Linked DNA regions of Homo sapiens: regions 1 and 2 are each linked to region 3. Evidence: chromatin contacts called from ENCODE Hi-C or POLR2A ChIA-PET data. All regions are on one chromosome and are shown on one strand. The core of a region is the stretch at or near the end of the contact, and the rest is flanking DNA. Distances in the headings are between cores, read along the strand shown.

Evidence for each region. A loop is a pair of places that touch in the nucleus more often than their neighbours do. ChIA-PET counts read pairs that join two places held with the same protein, here RNA polymerase II (POLR2A). Pooled maps may share reads with other maps.
Region 1: a loop to region 3 is called in a map of ascending aorta, with 2.6 times the contacts of the local background. The contact joins the promoter of NFATC4 here to the promoter of PABPN1 in region 3. A Hi-C loop is called at or near these places in 1 of 168 maps with a recorded cell type or tissue (ascending aorta), 2 of 37 single-sample maps with no recorded cell type and 8 of 50 pooled maps. POLR2A ChIA-PET finds 5 or more read pairs at or near these places in 1 of 52 experiments (activated T-cell).
Region 2: a map of naive thymus-derived CD4-positive, alpha-beta T cell shows a loop between it and region 3 (18-fold over the local background). The contact joins the promoter of TOX4 here to the promoter of PABPN1 in region 3. A Hi-C loop is called at or near these places in 1 of 168 maps with a recorded cell type or tissue (naive thymus-derived CD4-positive, alpha-beta T cell) and 6 of 50 pooled maps. POLR2A ChIA-PET finds 5 or more read pairs at or near these places in 1 of 52 experiments (BJ).

Annotation. Positions count from the first base shown.
Region 1 is chr14:24,366,514-24,370,235 of GRCh38, forward strand. NFATC4 (nuclear factor of activated T cells 4) reads left to right here and starts at 1,671. Exons shown (of 10, transcript NM_004554.5): 1 at 1,671-1,927; 2 at 2,986-3,722. The coding sequence starts at 1,828. It overlaps LOC124903291 (a long non-coding RNA gene), which reads right to left and starts at 2,872. Exons shown (of 2, transcript XR_007064085.1): 1 at 2,734-2,872; 2 at 1-14. RefSeq lists silencers at 102-411, 2,130-2,509 and an enhancer at 3,472-3,722.
Region 2 is chr14:21,475,501-21,479,482 of GRCh38, forward strand. TOX4 (TOX high mobility group box family member 4) reads left to right here and starts at 1,695. Exons shown (of 9, transcript NM_014828.4): 1 at 1,695-1,784; 2 at 1,996-2,064. The coding sequence starts at 1,779. It overlaps RAB2B (RAB2B, member RAS oncogene family), which reads right to left and starts at 1,459. Exons shown (of 8, transcript NM_032846.4): 1 at 1,327-1,459; 2 at 1,028-1,099. The coding sequence starts at 1,372. RefSeq lists enhancers at 876-995, 1,576-1,645.
Region 3 is chr14:23,319,297-23,322,895 of GRCh38, forward strand. PABPN1 (poly(A) binding protein nuclear 1) reads left to right here and starts at 2,161. Exons shown (of 7, transcript NM_004643.4): 1 at 2,161-2,524; 2 at 2,885-2,999. The coding sequence starts at 2,174. BCL2L2-PABPN1 (BCL2L2-PABPN1 readthrough) reads left to right here. Exons shown (of 8, transcript NM_001387346.1): 4 at 2,885-2,999. RefSeq lists enhancers at 1,252-1,902, 1,591-1,660, 1,914-2,725, 2,726-3,535 and silencers at 2,061-2,490, 2,551-2,620.

The sequences.
Region 1 (3,722 bases), core at 421-2,920, 1.0 Mb after region 3:
AAGGGAAATGTAACCTGAGGAGACCAACCAAAGGAAAAAAAAGAAAAAAAAAAGAAAAAAAAAAAAAAGAAAGAAGAAAATCAAACCAGGCCGCTTCCCCGCTCGGCCTCGGAACATTCTTCTCTCCCCGCCGGCCTGGGCTCTTCTCCCCGCCCCTCCTGTGTTGCGGCCCTGGGCTCGGAGCCGGGGCAGCTCCGCACGTCACTGGGGTCCCCGGGGACTGGGGGGGTGGTCCCCTGGGCGGGCCCGAGGGAGGACCGAGGGGAGGGAGGGAAGCCGCCTCGGCCGCTGCGGAGCTCCGGCCCGTCGGGCCAGCCCTCCCTTCTTTCCCCAGTCCCGTAGAGCCTGTTTCTCATTAGAGTAACGGGCGCGGTCCCCGCCCGGCTTCTGAGTGTTTGTAAACGTCTGACCTGGGGCCGTCGCTTAACCGTTTAGTTGCTGGGATGGGGCGGCGTTGGGGGTGCGGCCCTGAACCGGAGGGATTTAGAGACTGGAGACGCGGCCTCTAAGAGAGGTTGAAACTGTGTGTGTGTGGGAGAAAATGATAACCACCCTCCCATCTCTCCTACCCGCCAGCCTCGCCAGTATCTCCCACCGAGTCACGAATCTCCCATCTAACTCCCTCTCACACAACCCAGGCCTCTCCAAGCCTGACTTTCCCGGAAACTCCAGTCCAGGTCTTCCTTCCTCCTCCAGCCCAGGTGACAGGTGTCCAGCCTGTTGGGGGCGGGGGGGCCAAGGAGGGGGAAGAGGAGGGGAACCCACAGGGTCCGGAGGTTTCAGGCCCCTAGTAAACCTGGCAAGGATTTTTAGAAGAGCCGGAGTGGGATGCTATCGGGTCAGAGATTCATTCCAGACTACAGTTCTAGGGAGGAGGCTGCCAACTTCCCGTGGAGGCTAATTCACGGCCCCTCTGGGTGGCTGGGACAAGGGCAGCGGCAAAGCCTGGCCTGGATCTACGCCCATCAAGGGCTGTGGGCCTAGGGACAGTTCTCAAAGCCTCTTTGGCTCGGACTGCTCCCAGAGGCATCCAGGCTGGCTAAGCGTTCTTCATCTTTGGGGGTCCTGGAGGAATGGCTGATGGAGGCGCTGATTCGGCAGCGCAAAGACTTCCAGAAGGCCCGGGCAGAGTAGCCCCAGGCAAGGGAGGCGGAAGAATAGCCTTTTCCTCTTCCGAGCAACTCGGTGCCACTCTGCCCCCAGGACCCTCCTGGCCTCAGGCTTGGAGGGAAAGGGGAGGAGAAGTGGTTCTGCCTTGCTAGGTGCTATCTACACAGTCTTCAGAATTTAAAAAAGGGTCTTCCGTGGGCTCTCTACCCTGGGGGCCCAGGATGTGGCCCCTTTAAGGCTCTCGGACCCAGAACCTTGAACTGAGACTAGGGGAGGTGGGGGCTGGGCTCTCTGCGGGAAATGATTGTCACAACGGCGGACCAATAGGCAACATTAGTATCACTCTTGAAGGACCGTTTTCCAATTCAGTTTTTTTTTTTTTGAGGGGGAGGGACTGAAGAGAGGACAGAGGGAGGGAGGGTGGGGGAGGACGAGGGGCGCGTGGTTTTCCCATCTCATCCCTGGAGGAGGGGCTGGAGCATCCCCGGCAGCCAATCAGGGACAGGCTGGGGGGGGGACCGCTTTGAAGAAGTTTGGGGGAAAAAAGTTTGGAAAAGTTTCTATAATAACGAGGGGGCTTCTGGAGGGAGGCGGCAGCGACGGAGGAGGGGGCTTCTCAGAGAAAGGGAGGGAGGGAGCCACCCGGGTGAAGATACAGCAGCCTCCTGAACTCCCCCCTCCCACCCAGGCCGGGACCTGGGGGCTCCTGCCGGATCCATGGGGGCGGCCAGCTGCGAGGATGAGGAGCTGGAATTTAAGCTGGTGTTCGGGGAGGAAAAGGAGGCCCCCCCGCTGGGCGCGGGGGGATTGGGGGAAGGTTAGTGCTGGGCTGGGAAGGGGTCTTGGGGTCAGTGAGAGGAGGGCCGGGGATCCTGAGTCTGGGGAATTTAAGGCAGCGAGCCTAGGGTGGGGGGTGAGGGAGTCAGAGGTCGAAGGGAGTCGGGGGGACTCGTTGGCCTGCGGAAGTGAGGCTGGGGGCCCGGGCACCACTTTCTCCTTTTTAGGTCGTGACTGGGGTGGGGGTGGGGGTGCTGTTGGCTGTGCGCCGCCTCCCGGCTGGGCCGCCTGTCACTGAACTGGGGGGCGGGCGGGAACTACGGCCCCAACAGCACCAGGCGCCGCCAGGGGAAGGGGAGGTTTGGCGCTGGAGCTGGCCCCTGGCGGACCGAGCTCTGGCCCGGCCGACTGGACGCCCGGGGCTGGGGGCGCTGTCAGGCCTCGCTGGGGCGCCCCTCCCCCTCCCCCGTCTGGCCGCAATGAGAGGCAGATGGCGGGGACCGAGCCGGGGGCGGCGGCCGCCGCTCGCACGAATCCGCGCTGCCCGCTGCCCCCCTTCCCCCGGCTGGGCCCAGCACGCATCACCCCCTCGGCTGCACCTCCGCCCCTAGATGGCGAGGAGAGAGGGAGGAGCCACCTCCCCTCGTCACCACAGCCCTGACGCCCCCCTCCCCTCTGGCCACGGTTGCGATGGCAACTGGGGCTCCTGCCAGCGCCGTTTGGGGGTTTGGGAACCGCTGCTAATTGGGTTCATGTGTGAGTCGCCCCCAGTCCAGCCCAGTGCCTCAAGAAACACGCCTCCAGGCCCAGCCCCAGCTCCAGCCCCTCTGGACCCACCTCTCTCACCTTAAGACCCACTGGATCGGGTACCCTCGGTCCTAGGATCCAGGGGCCAGTGGGCAAAGGCCTGGCATGCCTGCTTCAATCTCCTCCATCTTCCCAGGTCCAACTCTGCTTTTGTCTTGTGGCTCAGAAGGTCTCTTTGCTGAGGGGCAGGGAGCATAGAAGGACTTGCGGCCTGGCCACTCAAGGAACATAGCCATCTCACCTGCTTCTCTCTTTCCCCCTCTCCCTCTGCTCCTCTTCCCATTTTGACAGAACTGGACTCAGAGGATGCCCCGCCATGCTGCCGTCTGGCCTTGGGAGAGCCCCCTCCCTATGGCGCTGCACCTATCGGTATTCCCCGACCTCCACCCCCTCGGCCTGGCATGCATTCGCCACCGCCGCGACCAGCCCCCTCACCTGGCACCTGGGAGAGCCAGCCCGCCAGGTCGGTGAGGCTGGGAGGACCAGGAGGGGGTGCTGGGGGTGCTGGGGGTGGCCGTGTTCTCGAGTGTCCCAGCATCCGCATCACCTCCATCTCTCCCACGCCGGAGCCGCCAGCAGCGCTGGAGGACAACCCTGATGCCTGGGGGGACGGCTCTCCTAGAGATTACCCCCCACCAGAAGGCTTTGGGGGCTACAGAGAAGCAGGGGGCCAGGGTGGGGGGGCCTTCTTCAGCCCAAGCCCTGGCAGCAGCAGCCTGTCCTCGTGGAGCTTCTTCTCCGATGCCTCTGACGAGGCAGCCCTGTATGCAGCCTGCGACGAGGTGGAGTCTGAGCTAAATGAGGCGGCCTCCCGCTTTGGCCTGGGCTCCCCGCTGCCCTCGCCCCGGGCCTCCCCTCGGCCATGGACCCCCGAAGATCCCTGGAGCCTGTATGGTCCAAGCCCCGGAGGCCGAGGGCCAGAGGATAGCTGGCTACTCCTCAGTGCTCCTGGGCCCACCCCAGCCTCCCCGCGGCCTGCCTCTCCATGTGGCAAGCGGCGCTATTCCAGCTCGGGAACCCCATCTTCA
Region 2 (3,982 bases), core at 445-2,944, 1.8 Mb before region 3:
GCTCACTGCAGCCTCCACCTCCTGAGTTCAAGTGATTCTCCTGCCTCAGCCTCCCAAGTAAGTACCTTACAGGCACACGCCACAACGCCCACCTAATTTTTTTAACAATACATTTTACATTTCCAATAATTGCCAGAGGCACAATTAAGCATTGTTGCCTTGTTAAGCATTGTATCATTAGCCCCTATCGCAAAGTGAGAATTCGCTCAATATTCCCTTTAAAATACCTTTTAGTTGATACTGCCAAATCCTTTTCTAACCCCATCAATTATTTGACTCTAAATAAATCCGTTAGGAACAGTGGTAGCTTCAGGTTTCCATACAGGTGGGACTTGGAAGTAGCAATATGGTAAGAATGGGGATGTAGGGGTTTATTTAGAAACTGCATTTGCATGGCAAGAAAGCTAGTTTCATATATGTTGTTTATTTGGACTGGGGTTACGGAGATAACGAAGAGGGGGTAGTTAAAAGCCTCTTCAGGCCATGCCTTATCACAAACGTGTGGGAAAGGTTAATATTTTCCAGGATCGCCAGTGCGTTTGAGGAACTGTTAACACACTCTTTCATTTAAAAGGAAAGTTTTTAGTTTTATTTGCCTATTAATTCTAAGGCAGGGATGACTCCTCAATTTGCTTCTTCACCAATATAAAAAATGTCCATGTATTGGTGTTTACTTTTTAAAAGTAAGGCTGGTATTAATTTACCTCAAAGCACAGATGAGTTCATAAATAAGCAGTTATGCTTTCGTGGGATTTTCCATAAACATACAAATTGTATTTGAAAAAAAATTATATGACGAGTCTATACCTCACACTCTAAAAAGTTACCTTTCAATTATATACTCTCCCTTACACTACTCCCCACATATCAACGTTTCATTGGTCACTTCATTAACATAAGTTTGGACTAGTTTAAAGTAGTGAGGGGTAACTTTTTACTTCGAACACTGAAGGCTGCTAACTTTCCACTTTAGCAATTTAGCTAGTCAGGTTTTATCATCTGTTCTGGAACAAGTAGATGCACTTACCTATTGTGAGGTCGTGGACAGGCTGGAACCGCTTATCTGTAAACTGCAGGAGGAGACATGACTTCCCCACACCTGAAAGAGAAAGCACACTCCCGGAATCACGCAGCCCTGGAACACCTTCCAGAGTATGGACTTCCCGGACCAGAGAAGGGGGGCTCCCGAGCCCCGCCCCCGGCCGCCCCGAACCGCCCCGCCCGTCTCGAATCGCCCAGCCCACAAAGTGAGCCCCGCCCCCGCCACCCAATTTGGGAGCTTCGAATGCCCGCCCGAGCCTTGAAGGCGAACCACCTGAGGGTTACCTGTGTCTCCGATGATGATATACTTGAAGAGATAAGCATAAGTCATGGTGTCGCGTCCTCTGGGTTCCGGGTCCGCCCGACTTCTATAGCCACTTACCTCCGACCTCTCTAGCCACTCAATCTACCGATCTTCTTCTTCTCCCCCTTCCCCCCGCTCCCCCGCCCCTCCGGCTCCTCTAGCCCAGATCACGTCTCTATTGCACTCCCCGGAATCATCCTTAGGTCGGGAGTACCCTACGCCACCTCCAGGGACGCTTCTAGCACTTCTACATGCCCTTATCCCTCCAAACTCCAGGGGGCGATAGCCCAGCGCCTGACTCTCTGCAGCCCCACGGCGCTCCTTCCAATCAGCAGAGAGAACACACGTCCTTGCGGAAGTGACGGCAGTTCCGAGTCCAGTGGGGGCGGTGGGAGCGATGAGGGTCTGAGACGGTGGGAGCGGTTGTGTGAAGATGGAGGTAGGAACCTGATAGCTAAGAAGGCTGGCGAGAGAACGCGGCCGACCGGGTTGAAGCAGGGACGGGAAGCCGGGCGGAGAGGCGACTGACGGGAGAGGAGAGAGAGCGGGGTTTGGGGAGTGTTGTCAGAATGTCAGGGTCAAAAGCCATCGCTCCAAGCTGACTCCCTGCTCCCCCTAACTTATCCCCGCGACTTTCTTTTGGTTTCCAGTTTCCCGGAGGAAATGACAATTACCTGACGATCACAGGGCCTTCGCACCCCTTCCTGTCAGGGGCCGAGGTGAGCCAGAGCTGCCGACGCCGCGGGGGTAGGGCCTGAGGCAGCGGTGGGGTAGGGTAGTGGGGAGGAGAGCACGGACTCCGGGGACGGGGGCTGGGAACCAAGGGCCGCAATTGGTGTTTAGAGAAAAGTGGCGGTTGCTTCTAGAGCCTGTGGGGACTATCTGGGGAAGTCTTGGGAAGTTGCTGTCATCAGAAAGCAAGGTATTGGAAAGAGATAACCTGTTTAAAGAGAAAAGGGATTCTGGATTAGAAGACAGAGTGGAATTGTCTCCTTTCTCTGGGGAGAAATAGCTACAGTAATCTTAGGGGATCGCAGTGGAAAGAAAATGTTTCAGCAGCTGAAGAAATTGGGGTTGAGGGGAGGAGCTTATTGGTTTTCTTTTGTTTTGAGACAGAGTCTCGCTTTATCGCCCAGGTTGAAGTGCAGTGGTGCGATCTCGGCTCACTGCAACCTCTGTCTCCTGGGTTCAAGCGATTCTCCTGCCTCAGCCTCCCGAGTAGCTGGGATTACAGGCGTGCGCCACCACGCTCGGCTAATTTTTGTATATTTAGTAGAGATGGCAGTTTCACCATATTGGCCAGGCTGGTTTCGAACTCCTGACCTCAGGTGATCCACCCACCTCGGCCTCCCGGAGTGCTGGGATTACAGGCCTGAGCCATTGCGCCCGGCCTAAATTTCCTACTTTGATAAAAAATTTGTGGTTACCTTTACCTACATGGTGTCAGCTTGTTTTGCTAATGTCAGGAGGAAAGGAAATAGCTGCTAGAGAATATAAAAGAGTTGAGTAGGACATGTGTTTCAATTTGCCAGTGACTCAGACGTTGGGCACATTACTTCATCTTTGTATGTCACAGTTTCCCCAGCTGTCAAACAGCTGTAATTATAGTTTCTTATGCTGTTTTAAAGTAGAAGTAAAGGTTATGATGAAACCCTGAAGTGTTCGTTAAAAAAGTTTGGTTGAAATATTGTCATAATATAGATATGTATCACTTGTTTGGGAGAGGCAAAAGAGAATGGTGGAACAGACAAAAATTTCTGTCTTTGAGAAACTGAAGTCTTGAACCATCTGCCATTTTTTGAGGACTTTTATATTTATTTTCAAAAGTGGTGTGGACCATTTGCATCAGTTTTTTTTACCAAGAATTGTCAGTGGCTGTTGCATGGGCTTATCCTATAATCCTAACGTTTTCATGGATGAAAATGGGGTTGACAAGGGCCAGTTGCTAGTTTAACTTTTTTTTTCTTTCTTTTTTTTTTTGAGACAGTCTCCCTGTAGCCCAGGCTGGAGTGCAGTAGCACGATCTTGGCTCACTGCAGCCTCCACCTCCTGGGCTCAAGTGATTCTCCTGCCTCAACCTCCCAAGTAGCTGGGAATACAGGTGTGCGCCACCACACCCAGCTAATTTTTTTTTTTTTTTTGAATTTTTGTAGAGACGGGGTTTCACCCTGTTACCCAGGCTCTTTAACTCCTGGCCTCAAGTGATCTGCCCGCCTCAGCCTCCTAAAGTGCTAGGATTACAGGCATGAGCCAATGTGCCCAGTGCCAGTTTAACTTTTTTGTTGCTTTTATTTATTATTCTCATAAGCAGGATAAGTGTGAATCTAGTATGCAGCAAACTTTGAAATGATATAAAACCTAAATCTGGGCCCAGCACAGTAGCTCGTGCCAGTAATCCCAACTGTTTGGGAGGCTGAGGCAGGAGAATTGCATGAGCCCAAGAGTTCTAGACCAGCTTGGGCAACGTGATCAAACTCTGTCTCTATAAAAGATAATAATAATTAATTTTAAAAAAACAGGTGAGGCGGGGTGCGGTGGCTCATGCCTGTAATCCCAGCACTTTGGGAGGCCAAGGAGGGCGGATCACGAGGTCAGGAGTTCGAGACCAGCCTGACCAACATGTGAAACCCCATCTCT
Region 3 (3,599 bases), core at 911-3,410:
GCCAGGCTGGTCTGAAACTCCTGGGCTCAGGTGATCCTCCCGCCACAGCCTCCCAAAGAGCTGGGATAACAGGTGTGAGCCACCACGCCCAGCCAGCCCTGCACACTTCTAATTAGTCCAATGACTTAGGCAAGTTTCTTCATTTCATTAAGCCTTTTTCTTTTTCCCTAAAAAAGGTTATGGTTTTGGAAATACTTTCCCCGTGGGGTTGTTGTGAGAGTCCAGTGAAATAATAAGGAGTGGTGCTTATTACAAAATCAAACGCTCAACAAAAATAGGATTCAAAGCCATTTTTAAAAATCACATTTCCTTTTGTTGGCTTGATTAAATTGGGTACCAATAAGATTAACAAATCTTGATTAGGTTAAGATTAGTATAAAAGACCTTTCTTCCAGGGTATTCAATCATTTAGAGCTTGTCTTCGGTGCTCAACTTTAGTTATCCCAGATCACTGAAGCTGAGATGGCTGATGAAGTAATTTGCAGTGAAATTTTAAGCGACTGTGACTCTGCTGCAAGTTCCCCAGATCTTGAGGTAAGGAATTGTGAGAAAAAGTGGGGGTGAGGGGAATAGTGGGGTATAATGAGTCACTTGATTTTTTGGTTTGCTAATGAGGATCTTCTCTTGTCCAAATCCCTCGGCCAACCATGTTTGTTTAACTTTTTGGTTGGGCTATATGTATCTTTCGAACTGTAGGTTAGTGTGCCCACAAAAATTTCTCTTGCAAACGTACACTGCCATTCCTTTCTTTTTAATAAATGTGTAGGACTGCTACCAAAATATGGCAGTCCTGCCTTCCAGGGCTAGGTCTCATTGGTACTTGGGGTGCAGGGGTGTAGTGGGAACCTGCCAGGAGAAATTCCTCTGGGATCTTGGGGGCTTGAGGGCTTAAATGAAGGGTGGCACCCAAATCCCCAATCAATGCCTGTTCAATCAACAAACATCTAACAGGACATTATGTGGTAGGCATATTGCCAGGCCGTGGAGATGCGAATATAAATAGGAACCGGCCCCTCATCTGCAGGCGCTCACAACCTAGTTAGGAAACAGTAAAACAATTAAGCGCGCCGTGGAGATAGGCCCACTTGTCCTGGGAAATGAGGGGAAGCTGGGGTTTGCAGTGGTTTGATTGAAGGGGGACTACATGTTAGAGGCACAGACTGGGTGCAGGTACACCCAAAGGAACGAGAAGAGTGGAAGGAAACAACATCCACAAAGTAACCACATGCTGGCGTATCGAAGGCCGTGATTTACGGTTTTGAGACTTTACCTCGCCAGCAAAGGGGGGCCAGTCTGTTAGCGGTGCAGATTGGAGGGGTGACATTGGAAGCTGTCCAGGAAAAAGAAAATGGAACTGGGGAGCAGAAGGCCTACGCAAGAGGGCGGGACAGACAGGACTTGTGACTAGTAGCTCTGGACTGAGGAATCCTCCCTGCTTTCTGGTGCGGGAGAGCTAGTGGATGATGGTGCCAATAACCTGGATGGGGAAAGTAAGCTCCCTCCTGGAATGCTTCATTCACAACCTCCATTTTCAGCAACATCCCATCTACTGGTGCTTCCTGGTCGAGATACAAGTTTCCTGAAACTGCTGCTCTGTTTTGGGCCTCACCCGGCCAACAGCTCACTAGCTGGCAAGCAGTAGTATCAAGATGGCGGCCCCCTAGGACTGGCTAGTCATGTGACCTCGGGTTTCCCAAGTTTGAAGCCCGGCAGTCCTTTCGGGGGCAAGGTTCACCTGTCACGAAACGAGTGTCACCCCTTCGACTCTCGCAAGCCAATCGGCATCTGAGACTGGGCCACTGCGGTGAGGCGATCGGAAGATTGGTCCTTTCCAGTCGCCTAGCTAGGGCCAATCACGGAGCGTCCCATACTTCGCGGGCCCGCCCGTAGGCCGGGGAGAAGCAGGAATATCGTCACAGCGTGGCGGTATTATTACCTAAGGACTCGATAGGAGGTGGGACGCGTGTTGATTGACAGGCAGATTTCCCCTACCGGGATTTGAGAATTTGGCGCAGTGCCCCGCCTTAGAGGTGGGGCCTTATTTGATTGCCAAGTAATATTCCCCAATGGAGTACTAGCTCATGGTGACGGGCAGGCAGCTTGACTAATGAGTCCTCGGCGTGGCCGGCGCAGCTCTCCAATCGCCGGGCGGCGGGCCCCAGTCTGAGCGGCGATGGCGGCGGCGGCGGCGGCGGCAGCAGCAGCGGGGGCTGCGGGCGGTCGGGGCTCCGGGCCGGGGCGGCGGCGCCATCTTGTGCCCGGGGCCGGTGGGGAGGCCGGGGAGGGGGCCCCGGGGGGCGCAGGGGACTACGGGAACGGCCTGGAGTCTGAGGAACTGGAGCCTGAGGAGCTGCTGCTGGAGCCCGAGCCGGAGCCCGAGCCCGAAGAGGAGCCGCCCCGGCCCCGCGCCCCCCCGGGAGCTCCGGGCCCTGGGCCTGGTTCGGGAGCCCCCGGCAGCCAAGAGGAGGAGGAGGAGCCGGGACTGGTCGAGGGTGACCCGGGGGACGGCGCCATTGAGGACCCGGTGAGGGAAGGAGGGCGAGCGAGCAGGCCGGCGGCTGGCCGGCCGGGTCACTGGAGGCCCAGAGCTCGGGCGAGCGGGTGGCAGGCGGGGGGTGGGGTTGGGCGGGGAATAACGTGGCTGGGGCCGGGTCGGGCCGGGGATGGGTCAGCGATCACTACAAGGGGCCCGACTGGCTTGATTCGGGCGTCACGGTTGCCTAGTGTTGTTCTAGAGAGGGTAGCTTTTCTTTTATCACGACCCTCGCATGGGGCGAGGGAAATGGCCGAGCATGGCTGAGGCCGCGCTCTGGCCGAGAGCAGGGCACAGCCCCTGCGTTGGTTCCTCTTAAGCTGTCCTCCATACCCTCCCCACTTATATTAGGAGCTGGAAGCTATCAAAGCTCGAGTCAGGGAGATGGAGGAAGAAGCTGAGAAGCTAAAGGAGCTACAGAACGAGGTAGAGAAGCAGATGAATATGAGTCCACCTCCAGGCAATGGTGAGTAACTGGCGGTTGCACGCGGAGCCCGGGTTCTCGGGTTGGAAGGGTTGTGGGGAGGATGGGGAATGTGGGGTTAGATACTCGGCACCCTGGAGCTGCTTGTCTGAGCTATTATGACTGTGCCGCGGTCATAGTCCGTTGTGTGTTCCTCTGACCTTTGTGAGGCAGAACGTATATTTTGGTGGTGGTAGCCTTGTGCCTCCCTTTGTGCCTGTTATAATTGTGTTGCTCTTTGTTCTTAGTCTACGTCTATCTTTCTTTGTAGAGGTTGCGTGCTCGCATTTGACCTTCAAATCTAATAGTTTTTCCTCCAATTGGAGACGCTTTAGGATTCTAAGAGAAAGCAAGCTGCAAGGGGTTTCCCCTTTAATCTAGAAATGTGGAGTCTCAGCCCACTTAATTTTGCTCACTCTTAAAAGCATTTCAACCAAAGCCATTCATTAGGGATTTGATTTGGAGGCAGGAGGGATTCCTATACTGTTTTAAGTGTGTATTAATTCTTTCAATTTATTGAATATTTAGTGAGTACCTGCTATGCACTAGGCACTATTCTCGGTTGTGGGTACAGCAGGGAACAGCACAGACCAAAATCTTTGC